2 separate regions of the Homo sapiens genome follow, and region 1 is linked to region 2. Evidence: chromatin loops called from intact Hi-C (ENCODE). Cell type or tissue: OCI-LY7. All regions are shown on one strand. Each heading gives the region's core, and the rest is flanking DNA. Links, peaks and the distances in the headings are about the cores only. Region 1 overlaps BICD2 (BICD cargo adaptor 2). Region 2 overlaps WNK2 (WNK lysine deficient protein kinase 2).

Region 1 (8,005 bases), core at 1,481-6,480, 530 kb before region 2:
CTCTCACTAGCAGGAGAGAAGCTGGAGGGGCTGCCCACATGTAGGGCCCACACATACACAGCGGTTAGAGTCAGGATCTGAGAAGCACCTCACCCCCTACCAGCCAGGACACCTTAGGCACATGATGGAACCTTGCAAACCTCTGTTTCTTCACATCTGACGAGATACCAGTAGGGTCACCAGAAGGACCAGGTCTGAGGCAATCAGAACTGTCCAACACATGCCAAATATGTTTGTTACTGTAAAGCTTCACAGGTCCTCATGGTGTGTTGGGGTGTGGAGGGGGACAGACAACCAGTTGACCCAAGGGAGGAAAAAAGGGGAGGGGCTGTTGTGGGTAGCAGGGTGGTGGGTCAAAGGATACAATGAAGGCTGTTTTATCGTCAAATGTACCCTTTCTGACCCATGGGGTGTGAGCCTTGGGCAGTGACTGGGGAAAGCCACGCTGGGGGTGGGCACAGAGAAGCTTGGCACAGTGGCTCAGACCAGCAGAACAGCAGGCAGCAGAAGACAAGAGCTATGCATGACTGGGACTGGTGGTGGTGAGACAAGGTCAGTCCTAGAGATGCTCCACCCGAACCAGGTACCCAAGGCGAAGACCTGGGATGGTTCCCACAGCTCTGCAGCAACCCAGGGCAGGGACACAGTCATGGGGGACACAGCAGACCCAGGGACCAAGGTGGGGACCCTCAGGAGAGACAGGGAAGGCTGAGGGGTGTGCAGGGAGTCTCAGGATTTCCTCCTGAAGCACAAACAGGAACCACAGAAATCCTCTCTTCCCCACAAGACCTGCAGCATCTTTAACTTGCTGTGCTCATTTCCAGTCTTACCTGAAGCCAGCAGGGTCACCCAGCCCTCTTTGGCCTCTGCCACCAGAGATAGGCCTCTTGGAAGAGAGAAGGGGCAGAATGTGCTGGGCTGGGGAGACAGCACCTGCACACGCTTTTCAGGAATAGACGGGCCAGACAGATGGCAGCTGGGGCAGCCAAGGATACATCTCTCCATACACACAGCCCCTCCTCCCACCGACCAGAGGGCTCCTTGTGAGAGGAAATGAGATCATGTACTGCCGCTTCAGGATCTGAGACTCCCCACCCTGAGTCTAAGCCAAGCTCCTCCCTGGGCCCCTAGGGCCTCAGCGATCTCTGACCCCTCACTCCGCTGCTGACCCCGAGGGCAGCATCCTTCAGTACTGGAATGCTAAGCCAACAGCAGCAGCCCTAATCACTGCATACCCTCAGGGCCTATGCCCTGCTGACCTCCCGTAAGATTATCTGCTGCAGAGGGTGGTGCTCCTGTGTCAGGAACAAGGGTCCATAAGTGCTCCCACAATGTGGGGTGAAAGACCTGTGGGGCATCCTCTACAACGGGCTTCAGAGACTGCCGGTTTACAGATGGGGAAACTGAGGCCAGGACTAAAGATAAGGCCTTGCCCAGGCCCCAAGGCTCAGTGAAAGGCAAAGCCAGTATCAGCCCATTCTCAACCGACCCATGCTCCACTCCTCCAGCCATTCCCAATGAGAACCTGGGGCTGACCCTCAAAGGCCACGGCCAGGAGGACTGCAGCTCACGTGCCAACTTCCAGCTCCACTTGCAGTCCCCAGGGACCATCCCACCTCCATCTTGGTGATGGGGCCTCATCCTTCCTCAGAAGGCACTGGCCCCTCTTGCCCCCAAGACAGTCGTCTCAGCCTCACTTTTGTCCCCACAGCCCACTCCCCGTGTAGCCACCAAACCCAAGCTGGACCCTGCCTCCTTCAGGGCCCCACCCAGGCCTGCAGGACTCTCCTGACACTCCTCCTGCCCTTGGCTCAGCACCACAGTGAACATGCCCCTGCCCCAGGGACAGGCACGGGGTACTGCTCTCCCCTGATATCTGCCACATGCCTTCTAGGAGAATGAGGCTTTGCTCACACTGTTTCCTCAGGTTCCACAGACACCGAGGCCCTGGCAGGGCTCAATTAAAATATGTGCCAGTCAGTGAGAAAAGACACTCAGGTGCTCACTCAACCTTCCCTGAGCCTCCTGTTCAAGCCAGCGAGACTCTCCTCCCACCTGCCCCAGTGGATGGAGACTCCTGGCTCTCCTCCTCCTGCTGGGCTCAAACTACACAGGTTCCAGGCACCACAGCAACCTTCCCAAATCCTGCTTTGGCCACATCGTTCCCCTGGGCTCCCCAGTCCTCCACAACTCCAGGGCCTTAGTGTCAGGGCCATGAGCAGCTGGTCCTGTGGCCTTTGCCCCTATCAGGGCCCAAGAGCCAAGCTGGTTCCTCTGACTTCATGTTCACAAGTCATGCACGGACTTGGACGGATTCATGGACGGACACCACAGTCCCATTTCCAGATGTAGAGCCTGTGCCATGTACCAATGGCTGTCCATGGGTACCCAGGACTCCAACAGGCTCTGGTGCCAGGGACCACCCACCCAGACCCTCCCTGCGGGCACTCTGCTGTGAACAAGGCAGGGGTGTGGCAGCTGGGGCTACTGGCGGTGGTCTCCACCCCTAATTCTCAGACACGCACACCCTACCTCGAGTCTCCATGGAATATTTGGGGTTTGTGTTCTTATTACAGCTGGGCACAGTGCAGGCCCTGAGTGACACAAAACATTCCCAGGGCAGGGGGGAGTCCAATGACGAGGAGTGCCCCATGGGCATCAGCCCTTAGCCTCCACAAGGGGCTAACTGCACCCCTCCCTGACTGACCACTCCTCTGCTCTGGACTTGCTCATGGGACTCGCTTCATGAGTGAGACAGAAGCAAGCCAGAGGCAGTGGAACTTGTGGGTCCATCTCTCTCCCTTCTGCCACGTGGAGGACAGTGGCAGTGGAGTGCAGTGGAGGATGAGACCAGGAAAGCAAGACAGACCAGCCAGCTGCAGCGTCCCCAGAGGCCAGCCCAGCCCAGCCACCCACCAGGCACACCTGCTATGTGACACTGGTGGCACTGCTGCAGCCACAGACTAGGCCCCTCCTCACCCCCTCACCTCCTTCAGCTCCTGGGCCACAGAGGCCAGGCGCTCATTCTCCGACTGCGTGTTGGTGAGGACATTGCGCAACTGCTTCAGCTCCGTCTGCAGCTCTAGCACCTTCCGCACGTAGTACTGCTCCTTGGAGGCCGACTCCTGGATCAGGCTCTCCTCCCGGCTCTCTCCGTCAGCAGCCACCTTCTTGTGGTTTGTGTGTGCTTGTCCAAAGGCCTGCATCAGAAGACAAGACACTCGTGAGGTGGGCCTCCCAGGGGCGCCGAAGGATAGAGACCCAGCTCACAGGCGACATTCATGCTGCAGAACAACAGCAACAACAACGGGGACTGTGGGCCTGAAGGGAGGCCCCCTGACCTGGGAGGTGCATCTGTGGCGTGCACTGTGGTGTGCACATATGCAAATGCAACAAGCTGCACCCAAGGTTCATCTGCTTCACCAAAATAAGAGAAAGCCTGGTCTCTGAGGAACAGTGTCTGCACTGGCAAGACAAGTGCTGGAGTCAGGGAGCTACAGTGGGCATGTGTGACAGCAGCTGGGGGCCGGCAGAGGGAGCTCCCACACAGCCCCCACCTTCTCCCCACTCCAGATGGCACGCCGGCCACCACATATGAAAGGCAGAGGGAGTCTGTCCATCCTGCTGCCTGATGCTGGCTCATCCTTCACTCCTTCTGGGAGAGACCTGGGCTGAGCAGTCAGAGCCCCAGGCCCGAGGATGGCAGTGATGGTAAGAACTAGACAGAGGCCAGCACAGTGTACCACCCACTCTGCCCAGTTCCTGGCTCAGAAGCCAAGATACCAGCATGTTCCAGAGGGGTGAGGAACAAGGGGCGCGGGGGCTGCACGTGGCAAAGAAGTGCAGGGCCTTGGGGCTCAGGGAGGAGACCTTATGGGTGAGATCAACCAGAAAGGGGTGCTCACCTAGCCCAGGACGCCCACCTGCCCACGCACCTGAGAGTCGACAGCTGTGTCATGTCCATGCCCCAAAATCCAGGCCAGCCAGCCTCCCATCGTGTACACCCCAGGCGAGTGGCCCAGCCTCCAAGCAGGTGCCATCCCTCTCCTTCCCTCCCACTGCCCACTACCCCCACATAGCTGGCGTGGCAGGACAGGGCTTCCATGGGTAGAGGGCAGACGGGCCGCAGTGTGTCACCCCCAGCAGCCCGTCTCACTGGCCACTCCACCACAGAGCTCTTGCAGAAGACCTTATCTTTTTACATTAATCCTGGCTCATGGCAGAAAACAAGATCAAGAGAGAGGTGACTGAAAGCGGATGGCTTTGTTTTCCTAAAAGAGAAAAAGGAGCATTTTTCACTCATTTACTATTTAATATTAAATCTAAGAATTCAGTCCAAGAAAATAGGGAAAATGTAAAAAACCATGAATAAGGATGTTACTGAGCAGGACAGTTTCTAATTTCAAGAAATCAAAACAAAGAGTAACTCATTTCGTCCCAACAGGAGACTGGTAAAAGAAACCAGGGTCTAGTCTGAGTATAGACTCTCATGGGACCAACAGGGGACTCAAGGGGAAGACAGACTGATTGATCTTACAGCACTGTGAGGATCACAGGATCCTGCCTGGAAGAGCACACATGTGCTATGGCAGGTGTGGTGACATGTGCTGTGATGTATGTGTTGTGTGTGTGTGTCTCGTGGTGTTGCGGGGGACACCCCTAAACAAGGCTAACAGGACAACACAGCCCAGCAGGAAGACTGGTGCTGGCAATGGGACTGCACGGGGGGACTCGGGATTGACATGGACACTCCTGCTGCGGATGCACAGATGTCTATGGCACCCACACTCCTGAGGAGGCTGGGTCTTGCTCACCTGCCCCCACCCATCAACACAACACCCACTACGTGGAAGATGTCCGCTTTTCTTCAAGGCAATCGGGTCAGCTCTGTGATTTCTGCTCTGTTCTTCCTTATCCTAGTCCCAAGGAAGGTCCAAATCATAATGTCTACACAGCACCTCATCCACCCTGGCCAGCCACCCCGGGCCACAAGAAGGGAAACCGGACATGGAATTGGCCCCAGCTGCAGGCTCCCCACCCAAGTGGCAGCCAGGCCCCAAGTCCCTCATTGGGTGAAGGGCCCGCCGGCTGCAGGCGGCATGGGCAGCGCCAGACCATCTGGGCCTCCTGACAAGCAGGAGGGACCCAAATGAAGGGTCCAGCACACATGGCTGCTCAGAACACACCCACGAGCCTGGAGCTGGGGATGCAGACATCACCTCAGAAGCTTCCTCCAGGTATGACAGCTAAATGCCATGACACGACATTCAAGTCCTAGCCTCCTGGCCTGAGCCCTGGATCTTTTCCTCTGCTTAAGCTCCCAGCCTGGGGCCCAAAACACTCCTGGGCAGCTTTTCAAACACACTGAGATACAGACTTCCGCGTACAGCCAAGATGAGATTGTTGCAGAAATTAGAACTACCTTCTGTGTGAAAACTTAAAAAAAAAAAAGAAAAAGAAAAAAACCAGGCAATGATAGAATATAAATAAATAATAAGCAGTGGTTTTCACATCATGGGCACTAGATAGTGAGAGACAGGAGGAGGGGAGTTCCAGGAGCCCCCTCCACCAAAAGAACTTCCCAGCCATGGAAAAATGGGAGACTGAGGCAAGGCGTGGCAGACCCTGTCAAGGAGGGACTGGAAGATGGCGGAAGATGGCAGCAGGGCAGCCAAGCTAGGCAGACCTGCACACAGGGCCAGAATCTCCACTGAGGACCAGGGAGCACAGAGCTGAAGAAGTCACTGAAGGACCACTGAGGGGGCAGAGAAAGCAATCCCCACCATTTATACCAGCCAAAAACAGTACCTGCTCCCAACAGCAGAGGAGAGCCCTCCTGATGCACAGGCAGCTGGGGAGCACTCCCAGGGCCTGAAAAAATTAGTCTGGATTAAATCTGCTCTGATACCACAGAGCAAAGCATAAAGACAAAACCTGAAAGGATCAATCTGATTCCAAGTCACTTAACTACATCCCAGAACAAAGCTCAAGAACACATGAAGGAATACAAAAACATCCATCTCCCAACAGGTGAGGTCCACTGGCTGGCATCCCGTCACTTACCACTGAGCAGGCAAAGGCGCACAAATGAGGAAGACAGAAAAAGATCCAGATAGAACTTCTAGAGACGAAAAGTACAGTGGATGGGATTCACAGCAGATAAAACAATGCAGAAGAAAAGATCAGTCAACTTGAAAAACCACAGCAAACTATCCAAAATGAAACACAGAGAAAAAAAGGCTAAAAGACAAAAGCAAGACTCAAACAGAGCATTGGTGAAGTATGAAGTATGACACAATTTCAAGAAGCCTTATGTAAGGAGTAATTGGAGTACCCAAAGGAGAAAAAGGGGAAAATAGAAAAAGTAATTGAAGAAATAAATCATAGCTGAAAATTTTCCAAATTTGATGAAAATTATAAACCCACAGATATCAGCAGCTTGTCAACACCAAGCACAAGAAATATGAAGCAAACTACACCAAGGCATAATATAAAATTGTTTAAAACCAATTATATAATAAAAATATTTAAATCAGCCAGAAGAAAAAGGATACATGACTCAAGAGGAGCAAAGATAAATGACAGCTGATTTCTCTAACAAGCCAGGAGATAGTGGAACAACATCTTTTAAACAACAAAACAAAAAAACTTAACTAGAATGCTATACTCACTGAAAACTGTTCACAAATAGAGGTGAAATACTTTAGAGATACAAAAGCTGAAAGAATTTATCAACAGCAGATATGCATTGGTATTTAAAGATATGCTAAATAAAATCCTTCAGGCAGAAGAAAAATAATACCATATGGAAATCTTTATCTACATGGAAGAAATGATAATTAAATAGGCAAATATAAAGTACTTATTTTTCTTATTTAAATCTCTTTAAAAGATAATTAACTTGAAATTCAATGCAATCCCTACCAAAATTCCAAAGCCTTTTTAGCAGAAATGGAAAAGGTGATTTTCAAATTCATATGGAATTGCAAAGGGCCTAGAAGAGCTAAAACAATATTGAAAGGGAATAACAACGTGAGAGAACTCACAATTTCAAAACTTAATACAAAGCTACAGTGATCAAAACAATGTGGTACTAGTGTAAAGATAGATACAGAGACCAACGGGATAGAATAGAGTCCAGAAATAAAACCTCATATATATGGTCAATTGATTTTTGGCAAGGGTACAAAAATAATTTGATGTCAAAGAATAGTTTTTCGGCCAGGCACGGTGGCTCATGCTTGTAATCCCAGCACTTTGGAAGGTCGAGGCGGGCAGATCACGAGGTCAGGAGTTCGAGACCAGCCTGGCCAACATAGTGAAACCTCGTCTCTACTAAAAATAAAAAAAAATTAGCTGGGCGTGGTGGCGGGTGCCTGTAATCCCAGCTTCTTGGGAGGCTGAGGCAGGAGAATGGTTTGAACCCAGGAGGCAGAGGTTGCAGTGAACCGAGATCACGCCACTGTATTCCAACCTGGACGACAGAGGAAAAAAAAAAAAGTTTTTCAACAAATGATGCTGGGGCAAGTAGATACATATATGCAAAATAATGAAGCTGAACCCCTACCTCACATTATACACAAAAATTAACTCAAAATGAATCAAATACCTAAATATAAGAACTAAAACTATAAAACTTTCAGAAGATAGGCTGGGTGCGGTGGCTCATGCTTGTAATCCCAGCACTTCGGGAGGCCGAGGCGGGCAGATCACGAGGTCAGGAGATCGAGACCATCCTGGCTAACACAGTGAAACCCCGTCTCTACTAAAAATACAAAAAATTAGCCAGGCGTGGCGGCGGGCGCCCGTAGTCCCAGCTACTGGGGAGGCTGAGGCAGGAGAATGGCGTGAACCCGGGAGGCGGAGCTTGCAGTGAGCTGAGATCGTGCCACTGCACTCCAGCCTGGGCAACAGAGCAAGACTCCGTCTTAAAAAAAAAAAAGCTCAAACCAGAGTTCCCAAGTATCTGTCATCAGGAGAAAGATAAACAGTGACTATGTAACTA
Region 2 (8,005 bases), core at 2,045-7,044:
GTGTGCCTGAGGGATGGGAGTGACTCTCGTATGTGCATGTGTTTGTGTGTGTACGTGTGTGTGTGTGTTTGTGTGCGTGCATAGTGTTCGCAGTGCCCTGCACATGGAAGGCTCTGCTCACTCAGAACATTTCTGCAAGATCTGCTGTGCCCTGGCTCCAGGCTGGCTGGAGTTTGGTGATCTGTGTGTCTGAATGTGTATACGTGTGACTGTGCAAGTGTGTGTGTGCAGGCATGTGTGAATGTGAGCATGTGCGTGTGCATGTGAGGGTGAGGGTTGATATCCTGTCATGTGTAACCAGTGGGGTGCGCTTGTCTGGGCAGATTGGTGGTCTAAGGGGAGCTACCTTCTCTCCCTCTAGCCTCCTCCGCTGGCCCAGCCGACACCCCTGCCGCAGGTCCTGGCCCCACAGCCCGTGGTCCCCCTCCAGCCGGTTCCCCCCCACCTGCCACCGTACCTGGCTCCAGCCTCCCAGGTGGGGGCCCCCGCTCAGCTGAAGCCCCTCCAGATGCCACAGGCGCCCCTGCAGCCGCTTGCTCAAGTCCCTCCGCAGGTAATTCTAGGTTGATGGCTGCCGTCAGTGGTGGCGCACGCTTTGCCAGGCCCTGGCTGGTGCACTAGGACACCCACAGAGGGGGTTGTCTGTGCATGTGACCTGTGACCTGGGGTTGGGCTGGCCAGGGAGTTGGGGCTGGGCTGGGGAGTCCGGGCTGGGCAGTGTGCACAGTCATATGCACCAGGAACGCTCCAGGGTCCCACACAACCAGCCACTTGTCCCTTGGTGGCTGGCTTGGCTGCTGTCTCCTGCCCTCCAGCCTCACCTTCTCTACCAACCTGGCAGGCTGCTCTTGGTCCTTCCAGGCCATGACCTCCCTGGGGTCCTTCAGGGAGGGCGGGCAGCCCAGTACCCCATCACCTGGCACCCTCCCAGCAAGGTGCCCATCTGCCCTCAGCTTACCCATGTGCCCAGGCTCATCCAGGATAGGAAAAGGTTTGTTAGTCCAAGGTCGTGGACAGTCCTTGAAGTGGTTGCTGGGTTGGCACAGAAAGCAGGTAGGTTTGCCTCAGAGGAGCGTTCTTCCTGTGGAGCTCCTCCAGGGCCGTGTGGCATGTGGCTCCTCGGAGTTCCAAAGCCAGCCTGTGGCATTGCTGACTGCAGGAAAGCCCAGCCAGCAAGGCTCGACTCACACAGCTGAAGTGACTTCTGCTGTCTTTCTCTGGGTACACTGTCTTTCACTCGAGGGACCTGACTGCATGTAACTGGTGCAGAATGTAGCCGGGGCCAGGGCACCATTGCCCAGGTAAATGGCATGGAGGATTCTAGGTACTCCCGAGGGCTTCGGTGACCCGGACAGGCTGATCAGTGATAAGACTGGAAGTGTGCTTCACTCTAAAGATGGGGCAAGTGAGTGTTCCTGTGATTCACGAGCCCCACCTGGAAGATTCTTTTGTGTTGTCTCACCCTGCTCAGGCCCAGATGTCACCATAGGACGTTAGGCAGCTTCAGGGTCTAGTGAAATCGTTATCTTGCTCGTTCAGACAGACAGGAGTCCATGTGCATTTTTGCTGCCTCTTGATTACATGGAGGTGTAGGCCAGGTGACACACACCAGCATGCACGAGAAGGCTGTCAAAGATGGAAGTGCTATGTCCATGTGGCCGGGTGTCAGCCACCCCCAGGAGGCACATGTAATGCTGAGAAGAGAAGATACAGGCAAGGTTTCGGGAGTTCCTGGTGTGGCAAGGCTGGACAGGATAGGGGTGTCCCCTGAGCCAGCCAAGGTGGCTCAAAGATTTGCTTTCTCTGAGAACCCTCTGAAAAGTCAGGTTTCAACTTGAATTTGTGCATGTTGCAGGGATCAGGCTAAGGTGATTTCAGATGCTCAGGGCCAGTCTGGTGGCTCTGACAGTCCCAGCCATTCTGAATGAAAATGCTCCAGGGCTCTGAAGTCACTCCTCTATGACCTGTGGTCACTGCTCCTGCTGCTCACACTATGTGAGCTGCCCCTGACTCCCTCAGAGCCCCCAGCATGGCTGTCGTGAGTGTGGACACAGGGAGGCCTCCCTGCGCTGGACCAGGGGTGATCGAGCAGGTCATTCCCAGCCTGCCAACTTTCCTTTTCTATTTGAAGAGCTTTACATGGTTGAGATTTCTGCACCTGTTGGGTTTATCTTTGGGTTCCCTTCAACAGCAGCTACACAAAGGTGTCTCGGAGGGAAAGGGTCATGCTGTCTTCATCCCGTGTCCCCTCGTCCCCAATGACTGTGGCTGTCCTTGCATGCAAGTGCTGTGGGCAGGGACCCTGGTTGGGGCCCACACTGACACACTCCTGTGTCTCTTTCAGATGCCCCCGATTCCTGTTGTGCCCCCCATCACGCCCCTGGCGGGAATCGACGGCCTCCCTCCGGCCCTCCCAGACCTGCCGACCGCGACTGTGCCTCCCGTGCCACCACCTCAGTATTTCTCTCCAGCCGTGATCTTGCCGAGCCTCGCTGCCCCACTCCCCCCTGCGTCCCCAGCCTTGCCTCTGCAGGCTGTGAAGCTGCCCCACCCCCCTGGGGCGCCCCTGGCCATGCCCTGCCGGACCATTGTGCCAAATGCACCGGCCACTATCCCCCTGCTGGCCGTAGCCCCACCGGGCGTGGCTGCCCTGTCCATTCATTCTGCCGTGGCCCAGCTCCCAGGCCAACCTGTGTACCCAGCGGCCTTCCCACAGATGGCGCCTACTGACGTCCCTCCTTCCCCCCATCACACGGTGCAGAATATGAGGGCCACCCCTCCACAGCCGGCACTGCCTCCACAACCCACACTGCCCCCACAACCCGTGCTGCCCCCGCAACCCACGCTGCCCCCTCAACCTGTGTTGCCCCCGCAACCCACACGGCCCCCTCAACCTGTGCTGCCCCCGCAACCCATGCTGCCCCCACAACCTGTGCTGCCCCCGCAGCCGGCACTGCCTGTGCGCCCTGAGCCCCTCCAGCCCCACCTTCCTGAACAAGCTGCTCCAGCTGCTACACCAGGGAGCCAGGTAATCACCTGCTGGGCAGGGGCTCACCCTCCCAGCGTCTGGGGACCCTCAGGACCCAGAGATGCAAAGGAGGACAGAGGCAGGCAAGGAGGCAGCCCTGCCTGGGGTCGCCCCTCTCAGGAAGAGATGTGTGTGAGGCTGAGGGAGGCGGGGGCTGGCGCCAGCGCGAGGCATCTGCATCTCTTCCGTTTTCCGAATGGGTCAGGAGATGCAGGAGTCCGTGCCTGATAGGTTCTGTGTCCCTACCTTCCCATGGCTCTGTGGCCCCTGCTCTTGTGGTATCTTTGTACCTGCCCTCACCCAGGCCTGGTCTGGCAGCCTTGGTGTGGCTTGCGTTGGGGCACAGGTTGTCTGTCTGAGGTCCACCCTTCAAAGAGCATCTTGTCAGGATGAGGCAGGGTGACAACCCCATCTTAGGGAGGGCAAGGAAGTGAGGCCGATAGCGGGGCAGGGGCTGGGGGCAGATGGCACTGCTGGCTGCAAGGGTGGTTATGGTGGGACCCGGGGCCATGTCCTGATGTCAGGTCAGGCGGATACCTCGTGGCAGCATGCTGGCTGGCTGTGAAGGGGCGCTCTGGAACACATGATATGTGCCCTGCTGGTGGGAGGCCTTCCCACAGGGATCCACACCCCTACACAGTCCACTCATGTTTTGGGGCTTGCAGACTATTCTGTTCAAACTCGAGTGAGGTGAGAGGGGCTAGTATGGGAGCCTTCCCACCTGGGCACTCTCGCACTTGGGCCTCCTTATCTGGGTCCCATCCTTCCTGGCATTTTCCCACCTGGGCCTCCTTACCTGACCTCCTCCTACCTGGCCTTACCCCAGCTCTGAGCCCTGTCAGCCCTGTAACTGTGGCACAGCCCTGCCTTTTGAGCCTCAGCCTCCGCAGGAAAGCAGCTGGCATGGTCCTAATGTGAAGGGGCCTGGGGTGGAGCATCCCTGGTGCCAGGTGCCCCCCAGCTCCGTTAGTGCTGAATCCAGACTGGAGTAAGCTGCCCCACCGTGAGCCGTTCCTCCTGGCCATCACTTCTTGCTGTCTTATCTCCAGAGGGCTTTGTGCATAGAGAAGGAAGGGATGGTACATATTGGATAGCAGGGTGGTGTTTGATTAGACAGTGAGTGGGAAGAATCGCATCCGTCCTGTGGCCCACCCGAGTAAGTGCTGTTGGTCCCAGCAGGTTTCAGCGGCAGCTCAGAGCCCGCTGGTTTGCAGTCAGGTCTGTTTATCAGAAGGCCGAGGGCCACACCAGGGAGCAGGAGGGGGACCTTGCTGTCTGGGCTTTCCTACCTGAAGAGCCTTTCTGGGCACAGTTAGTGGCTACAGAGGGGTGCCTTGTGACATGTGAGGGTCACTGCCAGACTCAGTGGCTGTCCCTGCTGTTTGGCTGGGGAAGGGTCCAGAAGTCTGTTGATGAGCTGGGCTGGCCACCCCATGGGGTACCCTGAATGCAGCAGCTGGGGTGTCTTGTCTGTCCGGGAGGGAAGTGGTTACCTGCTAGGCTGGGGCTTGGTATTTCTGACCCTGCCACTGGCTGCCAACAGAGGGTCTCAGGGCCAGCAGGCCCAGTGAATGTGGCTGTTCCTTCCAGCCCTGAGAGGTGAGAAGTTTCTCTAAAATTTCAGCCTTCTCAACTCCAAAATGGGGGCAGAAGACAGAGGGTACTTGCACTTTCCAATCCATGGTTCCTCCTTCCCCACTTGTCTTACCTTTTACTGCCAAGGAGCTTTTAGAGAGAGACGAGAACAGTGAGAAAGCCAAGCCTAAGCCGCAGTCGCCCTCCAGGAGGCGGCAGGTGTCAGTGCGCGCTCTGAGGCCCTATGCACACTCTGACCGGGGGCCAGATGGGGCAGGCTGCCGCAGGCCCCAGTGGGTGGTGGGGGCCTGGCTTTGATGCTGTGTGTCCTGTTCTCTGACCCTTCAACCAAGCTTGGCAGGTTCATAGACGGAGCCCCGTTCCTGGCCTTTGCACACAAGTAGACTCTTCCACAGAAAGGGGTGTGAGAATGACCATTCCTGTTTGTTTCTGCTCACTCCATCTGCTAAATGTGCTCTGAGACAGGGACTCCCCTTGGGGAGGGTGTGGTCTGGAGAGGGGTGTTCCCATCTCGGCCTGGGTATTCCCAGACACACCTGGGCACGGCCCCCTCAGTGAAGGCAGCGCCGGCCCTGACTTGCACCTTGTCCCCTGTGCCCCCAGATTCTGCTTGGCCACCCAGCTCCCTATGCTGTGGACGTCGCCGCTCAGGTCCCCACCGTGCCTGTGCCACCGGCTGCGGTCCTCTCGCCGCCTCTGCCGGAAGTGCTGCTGCCTGCCGCCCCTGAGCTCCTGCCTCAGTTCCCCAGCTCCCTGGCCACGGTGTCTGCCTCTGTGCAGAGTGTGCCCACCCAGACTGCCACACTTCTGCCACCAGCAAACCCACCGCTGCCTGGCGGGCCCGGGATCGCCAGCCCTTGCCCAACTGTCCAGCTGACGGTGGAACCAGTCCAAGAGGTGTGTGCCCCTCCCCCCAGCCTGTCCCATGACTGGGCAGTTGCGGCCACCGGGGATCTGCATAGTGACCTGGGGTCTTAGTCCTAGAGGTCGGGGTTGCTTAGCTCTGGGACAGCCACCCAGGTTCTGTTCTCACCTCTCCCTAGATTTCACACTTTCTGTAAGCCACATCAAGACAGAGGGTGTGATTTTTATAGATACAGGTTTAGAGGATGCTTTCCCTGGGACAGGATGCAAGAGACTGTGAAAAGCTTTCATAGCACCAGTGTGTCCTCTTTGAGGGATGATCAAAGTGGGTTAACATTTTTGGAAAGGAAGTGGCTCCCAGCTTTTATGAATACACTCGGGTCCAAGCGTTTCAACAAGATAAAAACCTCTATGCCTGCTCCCATTGTGACGCCCCCTGGGTCGTACCCACCTGGCTGCAGAAGAGAGCAGGAGAACGCAGCGGGGCAGGCTGGGCTGAGGAAGTGGGGAGGGAGAGCTGACTATGCGTGGCTGTGCCCACAGGGAGGCGGGAGTCCGCATGACCTGTTCTCTTTTCTCCGGGTGTTTATTTCAGGAGCAGGCCTCACAGGACAAGCCGCCCGGCCTCCCGCAGAGCTGTGAGAGGTAGTGTGGCCCAGCCTCGACCTCGCAGGACGGGTGTAGGGGCGCAGGCCTGTACAGCCACTCAGCCTGGCTCCTGCTGCTGCTTCCCCTGGAACCCACTATAGTTTGCCCTGATGCCATTAGGGGTTTTTCAAACCTGACCTGGTGGAGCCTCAGGGCCCTCCTCTCTGGGTCTTGCCAGCTGTTGTTGGAGTTTGGTAGCCAGAGGCCCCTGGCTGGGCTCTGGGTCTCTGCTCTGGTTTGCAGTGCTGAGAATGTTCCAGAACGGAGAGGCTATGGGCGGAGTTGGCAGTGCCCAGAGACTAGGAGGGGGCTGGGAGGGTGGCCCCCTGTGTACAGGGCTGAATCCAGCCCCGATCCTGGGTTTCCTGGCCTCCTGGGCTGTGGACACAGGTGTTTCAGGAAATGAACCGTGTCCTTATTTGAACTGTGACCATTTGTTCCACCCTCCTGGGGTGCTGGGCACTGCCTGGGCTTGGCATTTTGCAAACTGCAAAACGGATTGGCCTCACAACAGTGGTGGGTGTGTTTCTGTTGCTGTAGCACAGATGGGGAAACTGAGGCACAGGGGCTGATTCGCAGGTCAGGAGACTGAGAGGATCAAGGTAACGCAGCTAGTAGCTAGGAAGCCTGTGCTTCCTTCTGCCCGTGCCACTTGGGTGCAGCAGGGAGCTGGGTGAGGGCCCAGAAGCAGGCTTGGGGTATTCGCACAGGACGGGCTGCCTCTGTAGGTCACAGATTTGGGCCCTGGAGACTCCAGACTGTTCCAGATAAGCTGACTTTCCCCGCCATTGCCGACGTGCTGGTTGTCCTTTGGTGCCATTAATGTTCTTGGGTTTTGCTCAGCTATGGAGGTTCTGATGTCACTTCTGGAAAAGAGCTGAGTGACAGCTGTGAAGGCGCCTTTGGAGGGGGCAGGCTGGAGGGCAGGGCAGCCCGAAAACACCACCGCAGGTCCACGCGTGCGCGCTCCCGGCAGGAGAGGGCCAGCCGGCCCCGGCTTACCATCTTGAACGTGAGTGGGCGGGGCGTGGCGGGGGTGTGGTGGGGGTGGGGGCATGGTGGGGGTGTGGTGGGGGTGGGGCCGTGGCGGGGGTGTGGTGGGGGTGGGGGGGAGGGGTACTTGGGGGTGTGTGGGGGTGTGGCGGGTGCACGTGTGGGTACGCCCGTGGTGGGTGCTGATGCTGCCCCTTCCAGGTGTGCAACACTGGGGACAAGATGGTGGAGTGCCAGCTGGAGACGCACAACCACAAGATGGTGACCTTCAAGTTCGACTTGGACGGGGACGCACCCGATGAAATTGCCACGTATATGGTGAGGCTGGGTCTGGGTGGCTTGGCTCCCGGTGTTTCTTGGACACGTGTGGGCCTGAGCAGAGCGCCACAGGTCACATGTCGAGCCTGGCCTTGTGTGGAGGTGTCGGTTGGCCCAGGGGCTTTTCGGGACAGTGCTGACCTTTTACGCCTCGGGCTCTTCCCCACACTGGGCGGAAACCCCTTGGGTTTGGAAGAACAGCTTGAAGGATGTTCTAACCATTCTAAGATGCTGCTCCCTGAGGGCTTCTGGAGCATCTGAGCCCTTCCTCCAAATAAAAGGAAGCCTTGTGGGTAGGTTCCTTGAGTGAGGCACGGGAGGGCATCCCGGAGTCTGATGTCCTGTGGTCCTTGCTTAGAGCTTCCTCCAGCCTCCCCAGCTGGAGTGCGGGCTCTGAGCCCTGACCCATGTCCCATGTGCCCACCCAGCTCTGCCTGCATCTCCCTCTGGAGCCACCCCTCCCTGCCTGTGCAGACCAACCTGAGTCCATGAGCACCTTGTAGGCCTTCACAGCCCCACACCTGTGGTCCCCAGCACCTGAGCCAGGCTAGGAGTGGG

The links. Hi-C counts contacts between places; a loop is a spot of excess contacts. Peaks named below come from ENCODE experiments on the same cell type or tissue, not always from the same donor. Only the 100,000 strongest peaks of a DNase experiment are listed, where the experiment ranks them.
Region 1: a loop joins it to region 2, with 4 times the contacts of the local background. A loop is called at or near these places in 1 of 110 quality-filtered maps.

Annotation. Positions count from the first base shown.
Region 1 is chr9:92,726,037-92,734,041 of GRCh38, forward strand. BICD2 (BICD cargo adaptor 2) reads right to left here. Exons shown (of 7, transcript NM_001003800.2): 2 at 2,988-3,200. Among named protein-coding and RNA genes, the nearest start is that of BICD2, 35 kb to the right of the region's middle. RefSeq lists enhancers at 2,553-3,392, 3,062-3,301. In OCI-LY7, for the core only: CTCF peaks have their summits at 3,535 (motif pointing right) and 3,743; DNase peaks (open chromatin) are centred at 2,945 and 3,435; H3K4me3 peaks cover 2,765 bases; H3K27ac peaks cover 4,962 bases.
Region 2 is chr9:93,256,587-93,264,591 of GRCh38, forward strand. WNK2 (WNK lysine deficient protein kinase 2) reads left to right here. Exons shown (of 30, transcript NM_006648.4): 11 at 362-553; 12 at 2,345-3,028; 13 at 5,228-5,521; 14 at 6,084-6,133; 15 at 6,980-7,148; 16 at 7,331-7,447. Among named protein-coding and RNA genes, the nearest start is that of WNK2, 76 kb to the left of the region's middle. RefSeq lists an enhancer at 6,283-6,951. In OCI-LY7, for the core only: CTCF peaks have their summits at 4,785 (motif pointing right), 4,984 and 6,747; DNase peaks (open chromatin) are centred at 4,825, 5,743 and 6,815; H3K27ac peaks cover 2,923 bases.